2 separate regions of the Homo sapiens genome follow, and region 2 is linked to region 1. A link is a contact called in ENCODE Hi-C or POLR2A ChIA-PET data. All regions are on one chromosome and are shown on one strand. Each heading gives the region's core, a stretch centred on a gene start or an enhancer-like site at or near the end of the contact. The rest is flanking DNA. Distances are from core to core; before and after follow the strand shown. Region 1 overlaps LINC01483 (long intergenic non-protein coding RNA 1483). Region 2 has its middle 240 kb from the start of KCNJ2.

Region 1 (4,671 bases), core at 1,126-3,625:
CAGCGATATAGCAGAGGTGGGCTGAATCTATCTAAAACTACAATCCAGTTCTGACCAAGCTCAATTACTGATTAGATTTAAATGACCTGGCCAGCCACTGTGGCTTATGCCTGTAATCCCGGCACTTTGGGAGGCCGAAACAGGCAGATTGCTTGAGCTCAGGAGATTGACACCAGCTTGGGCAGCATGGCAAGACCCTGTCTCCACTAAAAATACAAAAAACTAGCCAGGCATGGTAGTGCATGCCTGTAGTCCCAGCTACTCAGGAGGCTGAGGTGGGAGGATCGCTTGAGCCTGGGAGGCGGAGGTTGCAGTGAGCCAAGATCACACCACTGCACTCCAGCCTGGGTGAAAGAGTGAGGCCCTGTCTCAAATAAAATAAAATAAAATAAATGAAATAAAAAAACCTTCCCCTCATATTATCTTCCCAAGAAAAGAAAGAACAATTCCCCTTGGGGAAAAATGACATTATAGTCATTATTTATAGATTTTTAAAATCTGTCATAAAATTTAAATTTAAAAAACCAAGAAACAAGATAATTTACCTCATAGTCAAAAGAAAAATTAAGCAAGAGAAGTAGAACCTCAGTTTATCCAGATAGTGAAATTTGTAAATAAAAATATTAAAATAACAATTATAGCTATGGTAAAACAGAGGAAAGGATGGTTAAAATAAAGAAATGAATGAAAAGATGCATAATGTAATAAACAACTTGAAGCTATAAGCATCAAATATACCTCCTAGAAATGAAAAATGCAATTATCTGAAACAAGGAATCCATTAGAACAATCTAGGCAATGCAAAACAAAAAAGATTAGTGAACTCAAAGACAAACCAATAGAAAAACATTCAAGCTGAAGAATGGAGGGGGTAAAGCATAGAAACAACAACAACAAAAGAGAAGAAAATTCATATGGGAGACATTCAATTGTAACATATTGTATTTGGATTTCCAGGAAAGGGTAGAAATGGACCAGTGAAGTATTCAAAGAAATAATGCAAATATTTTTTGGACTGATGAAAAGGAATAAATTGCAGACTTATAAATTCAGTAAACCCAAAGCAGGGTACCGTTCTTTTACTCTCTCCCTCTTTCTGTCTCTGTCTCTCTGTCTCTCTCTCTCTTTATCTCTGACACACACACGCACACACACACACACACACAGAGACACACTCCTAGGCAAAAGTAGGTTAAAACCATAAAGATCACATGGAAAATACAAAACATGAGCTACCAATATCAGTAACGTGAAAAGGGACATCACTACAGATGCAACAGATCTTTTAAAAATAATAACAGGATAATTGTGAATGACTTTATGCCAGTGAAATTTCCAGTAAAGTAAAATTTAAAAATTAAAAAAAAATCACAACCTATGAAACCTGACAAAGGAAGAAATTTAAAAATCTGAATTAAATATGTAATTATAAGACCTTCCTATGAGAATGACCCAGATCTGGAATGATTCACTAGTGAATTCATACATACATTTATGAATAAAATAGACCAATCTTATACAAACTTTTTTTAGAAACTAAGGGGAATAAAGGAAGTACTTCCTAACTCCTTTCTGAGAGCTTGGGACAAAACTTGATTCCATACCCTGAAAAGAAAATTTTAAAAAGAAATACTACAGACTAATCTTACTCATAAACTTAGAGGCAAAATTTTTTTTAAAAATTGGAAAAGTGAATTCGGTAATATGTAAAATGAGTAATACACCATTTAAACAAGGCTTATTTCATGTAGCCAAGAGTGTATTAATATTCAAAACTTAATGTGATTTACTTAACAGTAATATTCAAAACTTAAAGTAATTTACTTACAAAAACTTAATGTAATTTACAACACAGTAGAAAATCATGCAATCATCTTAATGAATGCAGAAAAAATGTGACAAAATTTAACACCTGTTTATGGTTTTAAAAACTTATAAAATCATGAATAGCAGAAAGCTTGTTTAAACTGATAAGCACATCTACAAAAAGAAAACCCCTCATATTTAATGGTAAAATATGGAAAATTTTCCCCAACAACAAAAATGAGGCAAAGACTATTACTATTTATGTTCAATGTTGAAACAGAGATCTTGGCCATTTGAACAAAGCTATAAAAGTAAAGAAAATAAACACTCAAAAGGCCTATTATAAAACCACAGTAATTAAGACAATGTCATATTGGCACACAAATAGACAAAATGACTAATGATACAGAATGGCATTGATATAGACCAACTCATGTATGCTTCCTGATTTATGACAAGGCAGCACTGCAGTGAAGAGGGGGAAAGGTAGCCATTTCATTAAATGGTGCTGGGTCAGTTAGATAACCATATGGACAAAATGAGTCATCCCAGAAGGTTGGAAAGCATGGAGCTGTTGTGACCTGGCTTGTTATTGTTACATCAGCCAAGTCTATTGCATAGTCTCAGCCACCCAGTGTTTCCAGCTTAGATGATCCAATGTTGTTAAAATAGTAAATTTTTTTTTGCATCAGGATGAACATATGGTGGTCTCTTCCCTGTTCATCAGGATGTACATACAGTGGTCTTTTCCATGCTCACTTCAGAATTCTACTTGAAATTATTTCAAAAATTGCCTGAGTACCTGCAGTGTTCTATTATAAATTTGGCATGAAAGAACAAAAGAGAGGGAATAGTATCAAACAGATACACACAAAGTGAGTAATATTTGTCTTGCCAACATAGACTGCACAATGAAAGAAAAAAAAGGAAGAAAAAGAAAAGAAAAATTTGTCAAATTTCCATGAATTTGGAATTCAATCTGAACCATATGTAGCTCCAGATTAGGTCATATTCTCATGATAAAATTACTAATTTTGTCTTCAATTTTGTCTGCTACTCAGTATTTCCATGATCTCTTATTAGCTGATCTCATGCATTATTTATTTGGTCTGTATCATTCGAAGATAAGGGACTTTGAAGCCCTGAAGTTTCACCAGGAGGTTTGGTACTCAGTGATTAAGGTACAAGTGGAAAGGTAAGAGAGTTGGGTACAGTGGCACACAGACTCTGGAACAAAGTCCCCTTACTTGCTAGCAGTGTGATCTTGGGCAAGTTACTTCCTCTCCCTGTGCCTCAGTTTTCTTGTCTGTGGAATGAGTTTAATAATAGGACCTACTTCATTAGGTTGTTGAGAATATTAAGAGAGTTTGAGGTTAAGGCACTTAATATATAGTGCCTGACACATAATTAGTCCTAAAAAGATATTAGTTACCATTTTTAGGTTGTAAGAACCATACAGAAAATTCTTGTCCTTTAGACACTGGCTTTTTCTAATTGCATATTAACCCAGGCTTTCCACAAATTGTGGTGATTTGGAACGAATTAGTATTTGCCCCTTTAAGCTCAGTTTTCCCATTAGCAGAGGGCAACTATGCCTTTCTGGTTTCCCATCAGAGGCCAGTTGAGAATAAGAGGCAGTAGAGCAGAGTAGCAAAGATCTTAGGCTTTGGAGCCAGTGGCCTTAGTTTAAAACTCCTCTGATGGTTTCCAGCTGTGCTACCTTGCAGTGAATGATCTAATTCCTCTTCTCATCTTTAAAATGGGGACGTAATGGCATCAACTTCATAAGATTGTCAGGAGAGTTAAATAAGAATGCATTTAAATTGTTTAATGATCAGTTTATGTGATTACTAATAGTCATTGTGCTATTATTATTATTATTATTGTTAACAACATTGGTCCCAACATAGAAATGCTTTGAATTCACTGGTAAGGATGCATTTGAATAATTCAAAGAACATTATTATCTTTCAATTTTCAATAGCAGAGACTTCTTTTTTTTTTTTTTTTTTTTTTTTTTTTTTTTTTTTTTTTTTTGAGATGGAGTCTTGCTCTTGCTTTGTCACCCAGGCTGGAGTGCAGTGGTGTGATCTTGGCTCACTGCAACCTCTGCCTCCTGGGTTCAAGTGATTCTCCTGCCTCAGCCTCCCAAGTAGCTGGGACTACAGGTGCGTGCCACCACACCCAGCTAATTTTTTGTGTTTTTAGTAGAGACGGGGTTTCACTGTTTTAGCCAGGATGGTCTCGATCTTCTGATCTCATGATCCGCCTGTCTTGGCCTCCCAAAGTGCTGGGATTACAGGTGTGAGCCACCGCACCCAGCCTGAGACTTCACTTCTTTTAGCATGGTGTTGGTTATGCTCCAGGCACTTGAGTCTTTACCCAATTAAGATATTCATTGCAGACTCTTTGCAGTTATTTGTTGACACAGGTAATGTACAATATTCAGGCTCTCACCTAGTTAAATATTAGACGTGGTCCATAAAATATGTGTATAAACCAAACTCTCTTTAAAATGTAGTGTATCATTCATTTGCTCCAGAGTTTATGGACTATTCTTACAGAGGATCAAAGCTGATGATTTATATGTAAATAATTGAAATTAATCTTATTACCTTGTGATTTTAGGCTTTCTCCCAATCCCTATTACATTTCCATGACTCTCCTGATACTGATAGTCCAGTACTTGACTATGAAAAAAATACAAAACAAAATAAAATAACAAAACAAAATAAAAACAAACACCTCACAGGGCTCAGTTCTATCAGCTGATTATGCAGCAGATGTCCATGAATAACAGAGAAGAAGAAAAAGAAGAATAAGGAAAAAGAGGTTTCACAATTCCAAATGGAGTTAATTAGGAAT
Region 2 (4,409 bases), core at 295-2,794, 550 kb before region 1:
CAATAAAGAAAAACTGAATAACAAATGGGGATTGCCCCTCTTTCTCTGACTTCTTTAACATTTTTCTCTTCCTTCTATCATTTTTTGAATATATATTTAATTCTCTACCTCCCATATGGATAAATGAAATTCAACATATTTTATAGATGATAACTACTGGGTAACTAAAGTATATAAATATTTTCACCAAATATATGTTTTTATTATTATTATCCTTCACCCAAGTACAGGGAACACATAGGTTCACTACCCCAGTGGGAGAGCATTAGATTTGCTGCTGAACCTTTCCCAAACATTCTGTGGCATTCAAGTGTGTGAGTAAGAAAAAAAAACTGGGGTACCTGGCAATATAATTGGTAAATGCTCATAATCAGCCTGCCATTTCATTTTTATCTTGAGAAAACAAACAAGCAAGTGAAAATCTCTCTCGTCCTTTCCTATTTAATTTGTTTTTATTTTTCTGCTTCTCTGCCAGTATACAATCAAGGACTTAATATTTTGGAAATGGTTCAAAATTCATCTACCCAAATATAGGTTAAGAAATGGTCCAAAATTTATGCATTCAAGAAAAGGCTTATGTATGCCCATAAAGTATGCCTTTAATCTAGGCTTATTTAAGTTTCTGGTGATGCAAATAGCACTTCAGAGAAAAATGGGCAAATGCAACATGTCATTCTGGTTGCAGAAATTAGAAAACTTTAATAAGGATTCTTTATCTAGTGTCAGCAAACCTCCATATCTGAGAGAATTTGAAGGACAAAAATATTGTCACTTGTCCAAGAAGAGAAGTCAGATTACTGTTTTATTCAAACACTTATATAATGTAACTGCATAAAATCTGTTGCCTGAATAAACTCCTCAGTTAGGTATTAGACTGTTATGTACAAAAAATTCTGTAAAGTTTACATAATCGCAAGAGAGCTGTGTAGATGTCACATAGGCCTTGATTATATTTGTCAGCAAGTTCATTTCCTCCAAATTTTTATTTTTTGGAAATTAAGGTACAAAACTTGATTTTTAAAAAATTATCTTGATGGTCAAGAAAAAAGAGTTTGGGATAGATAAAAGCGATGAGAGTAATTCTTAATACCAATGATTCCTGGACACCCTTTGGGGAAAATACTTGACATAGTTGACGAATAACATTAACGACACCCCCACTTCAAAGGACAGAGAATGTCACTAGCAGCTTTATTTTGCTGTGCACTGTTCTTTGAGAGTATTGGTTGCTTACTGATCCAAATTGCCTCTGTGTTGCTGTTATTAAGCTCTACAAGGAATGACTCATAATAGCTCCTTATCTAATGCTGTCCTACTGGGGTAATGAAGAGTTCAGTTCCAACCAATGGATCATGTTAAATTATTGTTTTCTTGGATATTGGGGCTACACTTTGCATAACAGGGTAGAAAGCCACTTTAAAAGCCATTAAACCAACTCATTCTCTGTTTCACTTGGAGCCTGAGTCATGATGCACCCTGTTGACTCATCCTTTACCAAGGGTTCAGCTTTAAGAAATGGCTAGTGGCCAAAAGAACATATTTCTGCAAAAGGGATGGTGTATCTGTGGTTTGCAAATTCCTAGGGCAGATCATATGATTCTAGGTTTAATATTTACTTTAGAGTAAAATTCTGTGATTCTTTCCCTCTGATTCAACTTTTTAAAGGACTGGGTCTACTTTTGTGTCTTTACCTCTGGGCCCTGGGTAAACAGAACTCTGTTTTACAAAGTTACCCAAAAAGTTCAATGAATAAATAAATAATGCTTCCTGAAGAAGCCACAGCTTAGAGGTCTATTAGGCAATAATGTAACCACTGGGCACATGTGACATAAGCAGACAGATGGACATGCAAACCAGCGAGCTCAAAATAAAACCAACTAATGAAAATAAATTCCTGAGTGTGTGAAGGGGCATTTTAGCTTCTTATTTCTCAGGTTAGTTTTCTAGAAAAATATATTAAATGCAACTGGAACCAGGGAAGCAATTTTTCTTTCAAATAAGGTGGAATTCAAGCAATGTTATGAAACCTTATCTGCATTTTGGCAGCACCTACAGAACCTTATATAATATTAATACCTGAGTCCCAGCTTCAGAGAGTCTTATATATTTGGTCTAGCATGCAATACGGGCATCAGGGGTTCTAAAATTTCCCCAGGTATTCCAACAGGCAGCCAAGGAAGAGAGCTACTGAAATAGTGAAGGGAAGAGAATATAAAACAGCAGGCAGAGAGAAAATAGATTGTGGAACTCACGGATTTAAGAAAAACATTTGTAATAACAAAAGCAAAACAACCTGGAACTAAGCCACATGTCATGTGAACAACGGGACTAATCAACTGTGTTATATTCATAATTCATAACCATGCCTTGTAGTTCAGTGGTGAAAAAACGAATGGTCTCCACCTATATAAACCTACATCAATGCATCTTACAAACATAAGGTTGATTGGGGGGAAAAAACACTTCAGGAGAAAACATTTTAAATGTTGTCATTTATGCAGTGTTCAAAATGTGCAAAATATCTGTTTTAGGAACACATTCATTTATTTTCAAGGTATTAAGGAAAGTGAGGGGCTCATGAATACAAAATTTAGGGTAGTAGTTACCTTTTGGAGAAGAATACTTGGGGGCTTCAACACGCTTGGTAATATTCTATGTTTTAAGTCGGGTAGTAAATATAATTTTTAAAGGGAAAATGTATCTATAAAACTTGTAATAATTCCTTTGTGATTTCTTTCATTTATTTCACCTTAAGAGCCTGTGACTCACAAAAGCACGAGTTAACCTAACAGAATGAAGATGTGTTAGTACAGTTTGAAGGTGTGACTGTAAACAGGGAAAGAAAATCAAAATGTTATATAAGGTGAGAGAATATGAACTAAAATGTAGCTCTCAGGAATTCTTCAGGAGTACTTGTCTCTGAAATTATTGGGGCAGAGGGTACAGAGAGACAAAGAGCAAGGAGAAGGGACAGAGAAAAGGAGAGAGCAAGGGGAGAAGAAGATTGAGTTTGCCTCATTTAAGCTGAAAATGAGGGAAAATCATTTTCAAGCTGAAAATACATTTCAACTCTTGAGTGACTGAATATAGTAGTCTTTGGACTTTGTAGTTAAGCGTTAGAGAGCCTGGGTGCAGATTTAACCTCTCCACGTCCTAGGTTTTCTTGCATGTTAAATGGCAATAATAATAGTCAAAAATGCAAAGCACTTGGACTAACACAGATAGATGTCCAATAAATGTTGGCTATTATTTTGTTTTTGCCATTCAGATGCCATTTGGCTCCATATCTTCTTACTCTTGTATCTTCGGTTTCTCCTAGGCCTACCTGGATGGAAAACTGAGAACCTATTGGTTTTGCCGAGAACTCTTCATTGAATATATTGTATGAGCATAGAGAAGGGTTTGCCATTGTATACCCCAAAGCACCAACTTAAACATTCTTAGCTATATTGCCCATTGAGCTTCCTTAATAATTCTACTATGGTAGGCATTACCCAGATTCTTTGACACCTGTCTTTTCTAGATAGGTCCTTTATTACACGTAACTTGTTCCCTTACAATGCCTACACCCAAAACATGCAAAGAAAATGGAATCAATGCATTCTATAAAGTAGACAATCAGTGTGGTCCTTGGACTAGCAGCATCAGCATCACCTAGGAGCTTTTTTGAAATGTAGACTCAGGCCTACTACAGCTATACTCAATCAGAATGTGCATTTTAAGAAATCCCCAAGTGTTTTCCATATACTGCAACGTTTGTCTTCACCATAAAATAGGATGGCCACACAGGAAAAGGAAGCACCATTACTCTCCTTTGAAGATTTCTCAGCTACTTTTTTTTTTTTTTTTTTTTACTTTAACGTACAATTGCAGTCTTAGTCACAACTCTAGATAACTTATCAAAACACTTTTTCTATAAAAATATAACAATAATATTCTTCACAAGAGGAATTCTGAAAAATAAAATTCTATCTGATATTCACCATTATTCGATAAATGAGAATTCTAAAAAATAAATTTCTATCTGATATTTATCATTATTTGATAAACCCACTGTAGATCCTTAAGGACTGAATAAAAGAATTACGAGCCATTCATTTTTCTTCCTCTCTCTGGCTCCTTCTTTCACTGACCCAGTGTCATCATCCTAGCCAAACAAGAAAGACAAACCTTCGAAGAAGAAGCAGCCTGTAAGTTTATTTTGTTCCCACTGATTAAAGCTATGTGGCAGCTTTACTTGCTGATCCTAATTGAGATGACTTGAAGTTTGACCTGTTTAAGGTATAAATATATTACTGGCAGAGAATGAAAGCAGAAAGTTCATTTCTAATCTCCCTAGGGTAGATAATCCTGTTTAGAGCGATTGTAATCAACCTTTCTTTCTGAAGAAGAAATATTGACTTAGAAGA

The links. A loop is a pair of places that touch in the nucleus more often than their neighbours do. ChIA-PET counts read pairs that join two places held with the same protein, here RNA polymerase II (POLR2A).
Region 2: a loop to region 1 is called in a map of PC-3, with 15 times the contacts of the local background. The contact joins two enhancer-like sites. A Hi-C loop is called at or near these places in 1 of 168 maps with a recorded cell type or tissue (PC-3). POLR2A ChIA-PET finds 5 or more read pairs at or near these places in 1 of 52 experiments (T-cell).

The regions. Positions count from the first base shown.
Region 1 is chr17:69,855,260-69,859,930 of GRCh38, reverse strand. All of the region lies in intron 4 of LINC01483 (long intergenic non-protein coding RNA 1483), which reads right to left. Among named protein-coding and RNA genes, the nearest start is that of LINC01497, 100 kb to the left of the region's middle. Within about 2 kb of position 2,375, at least 2 of the 41 ENCODE cell types and tissues checked have a DNase peak (open chromatin) inside an H3K27ac peak, as active enhancers do.
Region 2 is chr17:70,402,971-70,407,379 of GRCh38, reverse strand. No RefSeq gene overlaps it. Among named protein-coding and RNA genes, the nearest start is that of KCNJ2, 240 kb to the right of the region's middle. Within about 2 kb of position 1,544, at least 4 of the 41 ENCODE cell types and tissues checked have a DNase peak (open chromatin) inside an H3K27ac peak, as active enhancers do.